4 separate regions of the Homo sapiens genome follow, and regions 2, 3 and 4 are each linked to region 1. The links are chromatin contacts, found by Hi-C or POLR2A ChIA-PET in ENCODE. All regions are on one chromosome and are shown on one strand. The core of a region is the stretch at or near the end of the contact, and the rest is flanking DNA. Distances in the headings are between cores, read along the strand shown.

Region 1 (2,819 bases), core at 320-2,819:
CCTCACCTGGCCATTTTTACACTTTTAAAATAGCAAGAAACTAGGGGCAAAAAGTACATATTCATATCTATGTGTAGTCAGTCAATAAATATTTATTGAATGAACGAATAAATTAATGGAAGGTGTTCCAGATCCTGGTAGGCGAGAGTCAGTCGGAGGGAGTGCTTGTTCTTGGTGCACTCACAATGGAGAATCAAGGAATTCACCTTGGACGGGCTCATTTCTCCCTCTCCTAGGCCCCGTGCAGCCTCTTCTCAGACTTACTAGTTCTGAGGGGCTCCTGGCTGCCTCACACCAACAGCAGTGGCCAGTGGACACTGGCGATGGTGTCCTGACATTTTGGTTTGTGAAGAGTTTGTGCTCCGAGTCAAATCCTGGGAGGAGTGGGGAGGGCATCCGCTTTAATTAATTAGAGGTGTCTCTATTCATCTCCGTATCTGCAACATCTAGCACAAGACTTGGCCCATAGTAGATGTTTAAAAATTCTTGCTGAGGCCGGGCGCAGTGGCTCACGCCTGTAATCCCAACACTTTGGGAGGCTGAGGCGGGCAGACCACCTGAGGTCAGGAGTTCGAGACCAGCTCGACCAACATGTAGAAATCCCGTCTCTACTAAAAATACAAAATTATCTGGACTTGGTGGCGTGCGCCTGTAATCCCAGCTACACGGGAGGTTGAGGCAGGAGAATCACTTGAACCCGGGAGGCAGAGGTTGCAGTGAGCCGAGATGGCGCCATTGCACTCCAGCCTGGGTGACAAGAGTGAAACAACGTCTGGAAAAAAAAAAAAACTTGCGGAAAAGATGAAATGACCAAGACTCGCGCAGTGCTGCCCGTCAGGCTCTCAACTAGTCGCTCTTCACATCTGATTCATGTCTTAAAGCAGCCTCGCAGGTAGGTCTGCATCATTTTCCCATCCTACATCGGAGGCGCTGAAGCCCAGGCGGGTTTCCCGAGTCGCCCGGGCCCACGCTGCAGAGTGAAAGCCACAGCGGCAAAGCCTGCACTCTGGACGCTGCGCCGGGACGTCCCCAGGTGCGGCAGGCAGCGCTCCGTAAGTGGGTCCTGGCGGGAACTCCGTCCTTCTGAACCCAGATCAGGCCCAGGGAGACCGTAGGGGCGCCGCGGCGGGCGGGGTCTGGGTCCTCGGTGGTGACTGAAGCCTCGGTTCGCTCTTCTGCAAGGTGCGAATCCAGAGCCTCCAGCTCGGGAGGGACCTGACGTGCCGGACGCGTCCAGCTCAGAACTCGAGGCGCGGTAGACACTCAGCAAAGGCCTCCGGCGTCCCTGCAGCCGTGGGGGGAAACTGGGGACGCCCGGAGGAAGACGCTGACCCGGCGAGCACCTGAGCGCCCACCTGTGGCTCATCCCGGAGACCGCCCCCTCCCCCGCGACCCGGGCGGGGCCTGGGGGGCGTGGCTCCCGTCTCGCTCAGCCAATCAGTGCCCCGGGGCCGCCTCCCGCCCCCTCCTGAGGAGACAGCGCTTGCGTACTCGGGCCAAGGTGCTCCTCGGGCCCCGCCCCCGGGGCGGTGCTGACGCTCGCGCCGACGCGCTCGACGTCGGGCACGTAGACGCCGGCGCCGCGCAGCCGGGCCCGCTCCTCCTCCGCTCCGCCAGTGTCCGGCCGCGGGCCGGCCTTAGTGACTGGGGCGGCGGGCCCCGGGGCCGCGGCGTGGGGCGGGCAGGCGGACGCCGGCCGCGGGCTGCTTTCGTCGGCTCCCAAGCTCTCCCGGAGCGAGCAGCCGCCCGCGAGCCGCCGCGGAGCCTCCTCGCCCGCTCCCGCCGGCGAGCAAGGTAAGGGAGCGGGACACTGAGGCAGGCTCGGGGCCCAGGCGTCACCGGCGCGTCCCGGTCTCCGCGGCGGCCACGCAGCCGATTAGATGTCTCCGCGGGGAAGGGTGCGCTCCGGGACGGGTGGGGGCGAGGCCGCGGCGCCGGGTCGCGCTGGGAGAGCTCCGGCGGGACACCCGCGCCCCAAGGGACGGCTCCGGGGACTGCGCGCTGCCCCTCCCCGAGCCCCGCGCCCCGTGACCCGGGCGCTGGGGCGAGGGGCGGGGACCTGTGGCCGCTGAAAGCCCTGGCCCGAGCGGGCTCCGTTGTCAACGGTCCTCACCCCCCGGGGTTCGGGGCTTCCGCCGCACCTGATACAGGAGGGGAGGAGTGCGGCTCGAGCAGGCTGGAGGTCACCATCCCCATCAGGTGCGCCGTCTGGGGCATCCCCCTCTCAGGGGTCCACCGCGCCCCCAGTACTGCCCGAAAGGCTCAGAAGCGACTTCCCCTTTCCCTGGCGCTGTCTTTATATCCCAGACACTTAATAGACTCTCGTAATCTCACCTTTCACTTTTCCCTCTTTCCTAGCCGCCCCCGGCTGTATCGACCTGCTATATTTCCATTGTGGATTTTTTTTTTCGGTTGTAAACTTACGTAAGTTAGGTTGACCAACCGTTGCAGCCATTGGAAAACACTTCTACCAGCGTTTAACGAATCCGGTTCCTTTTAGTGCTCACCAAATCCAGCCCAAGAATTCAGGGAGCCGTCAGTTCTTCCCGGGAGCTGACTGCACACATTCCTGCAAGATGCCTGATGGATTTTGTACTTGTCAGTTTTGCTGGTTGTATGCTCCTTCTGTGCTTTTCCTGAAAAATGATTGGGTGACATGTGTTTTGACTTTCTCCCCCCCTACCCCCCCACCCTCCCCACCCCACTGGGAAGTAAAAAAAATAGGTAACAGAAGCACACTTGTTTTCAGCAAAAACAAGTACAGCTTTGCAAACAGACTACCCCAGGGCTTGCCCTTTTTTGTGAGGGTAGTCCTTTGG
Region 2 (2,819 bases), core at 1-2,500, 2.0 Mb after region 1:
CGGGGGCGAGTGCTAATAATACCCGTTCGTTCCGCAGCCGCGCTTTACAGTTTACACAGCTGTCACCTTCGTTTCTCCTTAATTAATAATAAAAATAGCCGCCGTTCGGGAGCGCGGGCTGGGCGCCAGGCCCGGTGCCGAGCGCGGTACGAGCTCGGCCCCCAGAGCCGGCCCTCGCCACAGGATCCCCATTTTCCAGAGCGGGAAGCCGACGCTCAACCCCGCGCCGCGACTTGCCCGAGGTCACCCAGTGGGCCAGCGGCTCCGGGACCGAGGCGCGGGGCGGGGTGAGGCGAGGCGCGGTGCTGCCCCCGGCTCCCCGGGGCGGCGCGGGGCGGGGCGGGCGGCGCGGAGGGCGGGGGCGCGCGCGGATGGCCATCTTAAGTGGCCGCCTGGAGCCCAGGGCCGCTGTCCGGGGAAGGGGGCGCCGGAGCAGCCCGGGAGGTGGGGGTCTGCGTGCGGCGGCCGGGATCCCGGGAGGGAACTTTCTACTAGACGGGCCAGGGATCCTCCTGGCTTCGGACTGCTGAACCCCCTCAAGGCCCGGCCTGCGGGTGTGGGGGGTGGTGCTGGGGAACTTGGCCGAGAGGGGGAAGGGCTCTGCGGGGCTGGGAGGGGCTGCGTGAGAGGCTCGAGAACGTCGCACCTCGTCTGGGCCCCCCGCCAGAGTAAGAATCTTCAGAAGCCTGGTTAGCCAGGGAATCTCCCCGCAGGCTTTGCCGGGGGACGGTTCCCGTGGAGTTGGGGGTTCAGATCTAAGAGGGGGCTGCATTTCGCAGGAGTTGGGGGCCCCGCCCGCTTGGGTGGAGGGAAGAGGATGGGTAGGGGGTGGTCCTGGATCCTTCGCAGGTTTGGGGAACTCGATGCAGCCAAGCTGTAAGGGGGACGAGAGGAAGAGCCATGGAGTGGAATCAGACCTTTATGGGGCTTAGGGGTCATATCATTGGGAGAACTGAGAAGCGCTGAATTCTCCAGGGGGTGCCTGGATCCCGAAGTGTCGGGGCCAGGATGGGGGGACTCGGATTTCGATGGGGATTTGGGGACTGGATCTCCTCGGGTGAATGATGGGGGCAGGATCATTGTGGGGTCTGGGAGGTCCCGGGCCCTTCGGGAAGGTGGGGGCACCGTCCCCGCAGGAGGAGCTGGGGGCAGGGGCGGCCCGGGCTGCGGGCCGAGCGGAGGGGGAGGGGGCGGCAGCCGGCCCTGCGCTCCGCTCCTGCCCCTCCCCCGCCGCCTCTGAACAAACTTTTCTTTCTCTTCAAGTTGAGGCCGGCGCTGCAGGCAGCGGCGGCTGCGCGGTGAACGAGGCGGCCTGCGCGGCGGAGTGCTGAGTCCCGATCCCCGGCTCTGTCCGGCCCACGGATCCTCAAGCCCGGGCCCCGGGCCCGGCCCCAGCCTCAGCCCTGAGCGTCTCGGGGCGGATGGCGCGGGGCGGCGGGGGCGGGCGGTGCTGAGCCCTGCGCGGGCCATGGCCTCGGCCTGCGGGGCGCCGGGCCCGGGGGGCGCCCTGGGCAGCCAGGCCCCCTCCTGGTACCACCGCGACCTGAGCCGGGCGGCCGCGGAGGAGCTGCTGGCCCGGGCGGGCCGCGATGGCAGCTTCCTGGTCCGAGACAGCGAGAGCGTGGCGGGGGCCTTCGCGCTCTGCGTCCTGTGAGTGGGGCGGGGGCTCCTTGCGGGCTGGCGTGGACCGGGAGCGCGGGCACGGCCGGGTGTGGAAAGGGCCCGGGTGAGGGTTTCTGGGGCGGTGGGACGCCAGACCCGCCTCCACCCCCCAGAGTGGGAGCCTTGGCTTTCTCCTGGGTCTGAGGAGGGACGCAGGGGCACTTCCTGCTGTGTGTCTGGGGGCACTTTCAGGAGCCTTGAGGGTAGAGAATATGGGGTTCTGTGGCCCAGTGTGACTGTGATGACGAAAAATTCGGGCATTCCCCGGCAGACCCCTTCAGGCATCCTCCAGGTAGAAGGGAGCAGGGGAGAGGATGTGCATTCCACGTTGTGTGCAGTCCCGTTTGGATAGGGACTGAGTGGTGAGCAGGAGAGGGAGTCGGGGCAGAGGGACTGACGGGGTGTGTGGGGATGCCTGGCAGCTTCCTTAGGGCCCCTTTCGGTGCTTTGGGGTTCTGCCTGGCCGTGTATGGGTGGTGGGGGCGGTGATGGGTGGTGTAGAGAGGAAGGCTTGGGGAAGCAGAGGCTGAGGCTGTATGGGACCTTGCCATTATTTCTGAACCAATGAGTGAGTGTTTGAGCCCTGGCTCTGGGCTTGAGCCCTGGTTACCTGGCTGCCCTAGCCCTGAGCTATGAGTGCTGAGTGAGAGCAGAGCCAGACTTGGTGCTTCTCTGAGTGGGCCAGGTCCTGTGGCTGTGCCTTTCAGCCCAGTGTGGTTGGTAGTGGTGCTGGGGTGAGTTAGCACTCTTGGTTTTGCAGCCTTCTAGCGGCTTTGTACCTCCTGCCCTGCAGTCTGACATTGAGTTGGCTTCTGTGGGCCCAGTGAGTGGGAATCTGTGGGGGCTGCTTTATTTAGATCAGTTATTTAGATCTTTATTTAGATCTTTCTTAGCTCTGTGAACCCCCTCCCAAACTCCTGTCCCACTGTACCTTCCTTACCCCTTTGTTCTCCTGACATCTTTGGTCGGGGCGCACATTAGCCTAGACCAGGGGAGACCTTTTTTTTTTTTTTTTTTTTTGAGAAAGAGTCTCGCTCTGTTGCCCAGGCTGGAGTGCAGTAGTGCAATCTCGGCTCACTGCAACCTCCGCCTCCTGGATTCAAGTGATTCTTCTGCCTCTGCCTCGCCAGTAGCTGGGATTACAGGCGCTCGCCACC
Region 3 (2,819 bases), core at 137-2,636, 1.4 Mb before region 1:
TATTTTATAACACACGGAGCCGAGAGGAACCGAAAGCCTGTGCCGAGTTGGGAATATTAACTTTGTTATGTATTTAACCTGGTAGGTAGTTGGGATTTTTAACTCTCTGAGTTGTTTTCTTTTTTTAAAGTAAGATCGGCCCTCATCTTTGAGTTCTGCGGCTTTAACGAAAGCCAAGGGCGGATTTACATTATAAAGACGCTGACCCATGGCCTCTCCTGACAAACCGAAAGAAGCCGGCTGTTGGCTGGCCGCGGCGGTGGCTCCGAGAAGGGGCTGCCCCGCGTGGCCCTGACCGCACCGTCGGGCTCGCAGGCCAAGTTCGCCAGGGCACGGCCACGTGACACCCCCACCCTCCCGCGGCCCCGCCGCTCCCAGCCCGGCACGACCTTGGGCACATGCTCCGCGCCCACCCGCCCTTGACCCAGCGCTGCACGGGAGAGGCTGCGGGGCGCTCCCAAGCAGGCACTGGGCCCGGCACCCTCATCCTGCTCACGGCAGCGCTCGGACCGCGCCTGGAGTCCCTGCGCCAAGGGCGTGTCCCGACGGCTGCACCGCGAGGGCGGGCATGGGGAGGGGGACCGGGGAGACGGACGCTGGGATGGGGTCAGCGGCGCCCTGCCGAATCCCGAGGGCCGAGCACCCCTCCCTCAGCCGCACTGCACCTGCCCGTAGGTGACCAACCCACGGGCGGACCCCCAGACCCAATCCTCTCCAGAGCCAGGGTGGGATGGGCAGGGACAGGAGCCGGAGGCCCTACTGGCCCCGGGCGAAGGCATCCTGGAAAGCATCCAGAGCGTCCAGCATCCCTCCCGCGGCCACCCGCAGGCTGACCGACCCCTGGGCAGACCCTCAGACTCAATCCAGTCCAGGGCGGATTAAGGAGTGGGAGACAAGGGAGCCGGTGGCCCCGCTGGCCCCGGGCCGGAGGCGTCCAGCCAAGTCCGGAGGGCCGAGCATCCCTCCCGCGGCCGCACGGGACCCGCCTGCGGATGGACCGACCCCCGGTGGACCCTCAGACCCAATCCCCTGGGGAACATGGGGAGCCCCGGCCTCTTTCTGGGTTCAGGATCTCCACAACCCCGCCGTCCGGGGGGAATACCGGGGTTCCTCTCGGCGCCCCGGTTCCGGCGGCGTCCCCCACCCGGTCCGGTTCCCGGCAGCCCCGCGCCCCGCCCGTCCCCGGCCCCCGCAGCCCGCAGGGCCGCCCCGCCACCCTCCCCACCGCGGGCGACCGGGCCTCACCGAGTCAGCTACGGAGGTGCGGCAGCGGCAGCGGCAGCGGCGGCGGCGGCGGCGGCGGTGGAGTGAACGAGCGGCGAGCGGGAGCCGGGGAAGGAGGGCCGCGGGCGAGGCCGAGCGCACCCGACGCCGGCAGCAGCGGATTGGCTGAGGCGGGTCCGGCTGCGGCGCCTGCAGGCGGGTGACTCCCGGCGCGCGGAGGGCGGGCCCGGGGCCTCGGCGGGGCGGGGCGTCCGCGGGGCTAGGAGGGGAGGGAAACTGAGGCTCGAGCGGGTGCTCGCGTCCTCGACCTCTGCCGGAATGGGGTCTAGGACGAGATTCCTCACCCTCCGAGCCTCAGTTTCCTCATCCGTAAAACGAGCCATCTCGTGGAGGCCGTGCGCATAAAATCGCTTAGCTCCGTGCCTGGCTGATCCTCGCGACTTATCTATCGGCATTGCCCCGTGTAATGCTCCAGGCACCCCCTGATGGTATTCACCCCTGACTCTTTCATGCAGACAAGGGTCGCGGGCCAGGAAATAAGTTACCCCACATCACCGAGCTGAGAAGCAACCGATCCACAGGGAGTGGTGGGGCGCGCCTGTAATCCCAGCTACTCGGGAGGCGGGAAGTCGCTTGAAGCCAGGAGTTCGAGGCCAGCCTGGGCAACGTAGCGAGACCCCGTCTCTAAAAAAAAAAGCGCGGGGAAGTGATAGATCGGACATTGGGTCCAGATCTGATTCCACAGCCCATGCCCCAAATCAGACCTTATACCACGAGTGGCAGTCATCGCGATCCAGAGGCAGCGTGGCTCCTCCTCATCTAGCTAGGATAAAAATGCCTCACTTGGGGGGCTTTGGTGAGATTTACTAAAATAATTCTTCCAGCGTCAAGAACATAATAGGTGCTGGGAGAGGAGTAGCTGGAGGCCAGGGCAGAGCGACCGAGAGACCCTTGTGCTGGAGCTCGGGAGAGGGGCCGGGAGCGGGAACTGAACATCCACCGGTCCCAGGAGTCTAGGGCGAGCGCAGCTGCAGGGGACCCAGGGGGTTGAGGGGGAGGGAGAGGGGCCCCAAGCGTAACAGGAGGGCCAAGGGGGTCTTCCTGACCGGGAGCCACCCCTCCCCTATCTTTGCCCGCAATGCTTCCAGGCGCGAGCTGGCGGCTCTGCATACAGCAGGTGCTCCATAAATGCACCGATGTTATGAACAAAGACTCTTTTAAACCTCTTTTATGAACCCTGCTCTTTTTAAGTTCGACCACTTCTTCTAGTTATGAAAAAATCCATGTTTGCAACCATCCTTCTTTCTGTATCATTTAGTTGTTACCGCAGAAGAATTTAGAAGAGAAAATGAAAGTTCTCCTTTGATCCCGCCCCCCACCACCGCTGCAGTTAACTCTCCCTGCGGTTCCCGGGCTCGCTGTTTTAAAGGAAGGCTAGGATGCAAGCTGTCTGTAAGGCTGTTTTGTTTTCACTTGGCTTACGTCGTAGACAGGTCTCTGCTGGGGGACGGAGATGACCACCGGCCTTCCCAAGGCTGCATAAGATTTCCTTTGACTATGCTGTGATCCATTTACGCGGCCCCCATTGGACAATT
Region 4 (2,819 bases), core at 122-2,621, 1.2 Mb before region 1:
GATTTTGGAGTCCTGAGATTTATTTTCCTTTCACAGTTATGATGGTAAATTTTATATTTATTTTAAACCCTCCCCCCTCCCCAAAAGAGGGGGAAAAAGTAAAGAGGTATGGCAGAAGGGGAAGTCACAGAGATTGGAAGCGTCTTGCAGCACCTTTTTTTTTGAGATGGAGTCTCGCTCTGTTGCCAGGCTGGAGTGCAGTGGCGCAATCTCAGCTCACTGCAATTTCCGCCTCCCGGGTTCAAGCGATTCCCCTGCCTCAGCCTCCGAGTAGCTGGGACTATAGACACGTGCCACCACGTCTGGCTAACTTTTTGTATTTCAGTAGAGACGGGGCTTCACCATGTTGGCCAGGATGGTCTCGATCTCCTGACCTCGTGATCCACCTGCCTCGGTCTCCCAAAGGGCTGGGATTACAGGCGTCTTGCTGCATCTCGAAGCGTCTTCAGCGTGCTCTTGCTTGCTGGCTCTGATGATGGAGGTGTTCAAGCCATCGTGGAAGGAATGCAGTGGCCTCTAGGAGTGAGAATGACACCAGCCAACATCCAGCAAGAAGACGTGGACTTCAGTCCTAGGCCCATGGAGACAATTCTGTTAACATCCTGGATGAGCCTGGAAGTGGGCTTTCCCCAGAGTCTGCAGATAAGAGCCCACGGCAGCTGACATTTTGACTCTAGCCTCGTGAGGCCCTGAGACAGGAGGTTTCCTGCCCCGCAGGACTGAAAGATGATGAATGGGAGTTATTTTATATTTTCAGATTGTGGTAATTAGTCACTGTAGCAATAGAAAACGAATACAAGGTCTTTATGCATTAATGTTGAAAACACTTTTTATATACGTTGTAAATATTTTTTAAGTGTGTCATATGTTTTTAAACTTTTCCCTTAATGATATTGAATCCTCCTAATTTCACCATCAGAGGGTAAACTCCAGTTCCATTCTGGGGGGAGTCCTTTGCAGTCACCCCGTGTACTCAATACTCACATGCATCAGAATCACCCCGAATGCTTGTTAAAACACAGATTCCTGGGTCCTCCCCGCAGAGTTGCTGATTTAGTAGGTTTAAGGGCCCAAGAATTTGCATTTCTAAAATGTTTCCAGGTGATGCTGAAGCTTCTGGCCGGAAAGACATCCTTTGAGAACATATTTCCTCCCCAGCCCTCGGCCCTTAAGCCCCAGAACGCTGCCCCGCCCTGGGTGGAACGAAGCTGAGCTCCACCCTAGAGGGGCGGGGCCCTTTAGCTCCGCCCCACTCAGGAGAACCCCACCCCTCCCTCCCCGTTCTCATTGGCTGGGACTGCAGGGATCCCCTGCGCCACAGTGCCGTGCGCGCGTCAGCAAAAACGCCAGGGACGGGGTCTCCGCGCCTGCGCAGTGAAGCTGGGCGCCTTCGGGGCTTGAGCTTCTGAGGGTCGGGTCCAGCGCGTGGGCTGCTGGATGGCGGAACCCCAGGCGGAGTCGGAGCCCCTGCTGGGCGGGGCCCGCGGCGGTGGCGGCGACTGGCCGGCGGGGCTGACCACTTACCGCAGCATCCAAGTCGGCCCTGGTGAGCCGCCCGGACCTGGGGAGGGGACTGGCCCGGGAGACCAGGGTCGCGCGTGGGGGTCCCGCTGTCCCAGCACCCCGCTTTCTGCCGGGCGCGCCCCCACCAGGTTCGAGTCCGAGCGGGGCCCGGGCCGCGCCGGGTGCCAGGCGAGCCGGTGTTCTGAGGGCGAGTGGGCTGCGTCCTGCGGACCCGGACCGGGGTCAGGGCAGAGCTGGGGTCTCTTCCGTGTCGCGTCCTGATCCCGACCAGCTGGGCGAAGAGGCCCTCGCCCAGCCTTGGGCAGCCCCGAGGGAACCGGCCACCTGCGGCAGGCACCCTCCGTGTGCCCGGGCGGGCCCAGACCCCATACTTCCCGACTGTCGCCGTAATGAGGGTCGCCTAATTGACTCAGAGAAGGCAGCACTTTGATTTTTCCCGTTTCTTCTGGAAAAAGCAGAGGCTCACAGAGAGGCGTTACCCTACCCAAGGTCACACACCCAGTAAGTGGCCGAGGTGGGATTCGAACCAGTTGGGAGCTAGGAGTCCTTTCTTTGTAGGGTGCCTTTCCCCGTCCCACTTCCCGTGGGGCTGGGGCGGGCCCCCTAGACGGGGGCGGCTTCCTCTCCTTGCCCTCTGCCACCCCAGAGTCCCCTCTGCACTCCCTCCTGCCCTTCCCGTTTTTTGTCCTGGTCTGAAGATTGCTGAATCCGCCCCCCGAGGGTGGGGTGCGTCCGCCCCTCGCTGACACCAGGGGAATGAGATTCTGGATTAAGAGGTGGAAGGACCTTAGCTTCACTTCACAGATGAGGAAACTGAGGCCCAGAGAGGCCCTGAGACCTGCCCAAGGTCACAGCCCTCTGTTCTGGTGCGGCTGCTGCTCGAACCACTCTGAGAATTCACACCTGGCTCCTTCCCTCTCTGGCCTCTCTTTCCTTCTTTCCTCCTCTGTCTGGAAGGAACTGGGTTGGAATCCTGGTGCCCACCCACTGGTCTGTGGCATGTGCCCATCCATGGAGTAATGAGGGGCCAAGGAGGGGACCCTGACGAGAGATGAAAAACCAGAGGCCAAGGTGGCCACCCTGTCTGCTCACCTCAGAAGCTGCCTCCAGGAAGTTCTTCAGGTGCTTCCTGGGACCAGTCAGGAAGGAGATCTGCAGGGAGCAGCTCTGGCAGGCCCCTTGATGAGACGCCCAGCATATGGCACCGTTCAGGGAACACAGACTTTGTGTCTAGGGGTCTGGGCGCCTTTCTGGGGCTGCACTGGCTGTGTGACCTTGGCAGGTTGCTTAACCTT

What was found. A loop is a pair of places that touch in the nucleus more often than their neighbours do. ChIA-PET counts read pairs that join two places held with the same protein, here RNA polymerase II (POLR2A). Pooled maps may share reads with other maps.
Region 2: a map of naive thymus-derived CD4-positive, alpha-beta T cell shows a loop between it and region 1 (9-fold over the local background). The contact joins the promoter of INPPL1 here to the promoter of PPFIA1 in region 1. A Hi-C loop is called at or near these places in 1 of 168 maps with a recorded cell type or tissue (naive thymus-derived CD4-positive, alpha-beta T cell) and 6 of 50 pooled maps. POLR2A ChIA-PET finds 5 or more read pairs at or near these places in 1 of 52 experiments (naive thymus-derived CD8-positive, alpha-beta T cell).
Region 3: a map with no recorded cell type shows a loop between it and region 1 (13-fold over the local background). The contact joins the promoter of CPT1A here to the promoter of PPFIA1 in region 1. A Hi-C loop is called at or near these places in 3 of 37 single-sample maps with no recorded cell type and 6 of 50 pooled maps.
Region 4: a loop to region 1 is called in a map of CD8-positive, alpha-beta T cell, with 14 times the contacts of the local background. The contact joins the promoter of TPCN2 here to the promoter of PPFIA1 in region 1. A Hi-C loop is called at or near these places in 2 of 168 maps with a recorded cell type or tissue (CD8-positive, alpha-beta T cell and naive thymus-derived CD4-positive, alpha-beta T cell), 1 of 37 single-sample maps with no recorded cell type and 10 of 50 pooled maps.

The regions. Positions count from the first base shown.
Region 1 is chr11:70,269,121-70,271,939 of GRCh38, forward strand. PPFIA1 (PPFI scaffold protein A1) reads left to right here and starts at 1,570. Exons shown (of 28, transcript NM_003626.5): 1 at 1,570-1,794. RefSeq lists silencers at 1,155-1,704, 1,745-2,174.
Region 2 is chr11:72,223,517-72,226,335 of GRCh38, forward strand. INPPL1 (inositol polyphosphate phosphatase like 1) reads left to right here and starts at 1,251. Exons shown (of 28, transcript NM_001567.4): 1 at 1,251-1,650. The coding sequence starts at 1,469. RefSeq lists silencers at 207-606, 1,157-1,516, 1,527-1,736.
Region 3 is chr11:68,840,530-68,843,348 of GRCh38, forward strand. It overlaps CPT1A (carnitine palmitoyltransferase 1A), which reads right to left and starts at 1,387. Exons shown (of 19, transcript NM_001876.4): 1 at 1,246-1,387. RefSeq lists silencers at 226-505, 556-655, 916-995, 1,206-1,255, 1,276-1,635 and an enhancer at 1,781-2,306.
Region 4 is chr11:69,047,561-69,050,379 of GRCh38, forward strand. TPCN2 (two pore segment channel 2) reads left to right here and starts at 1,372. Exons shown (of 25, transcript NM_139075.4): 1 at 1,372-1,546. The coding sequence starts at 1,438. RefSeq lists silencers at 1,110-1,329, 1,450-1,619, 1,700-1,799.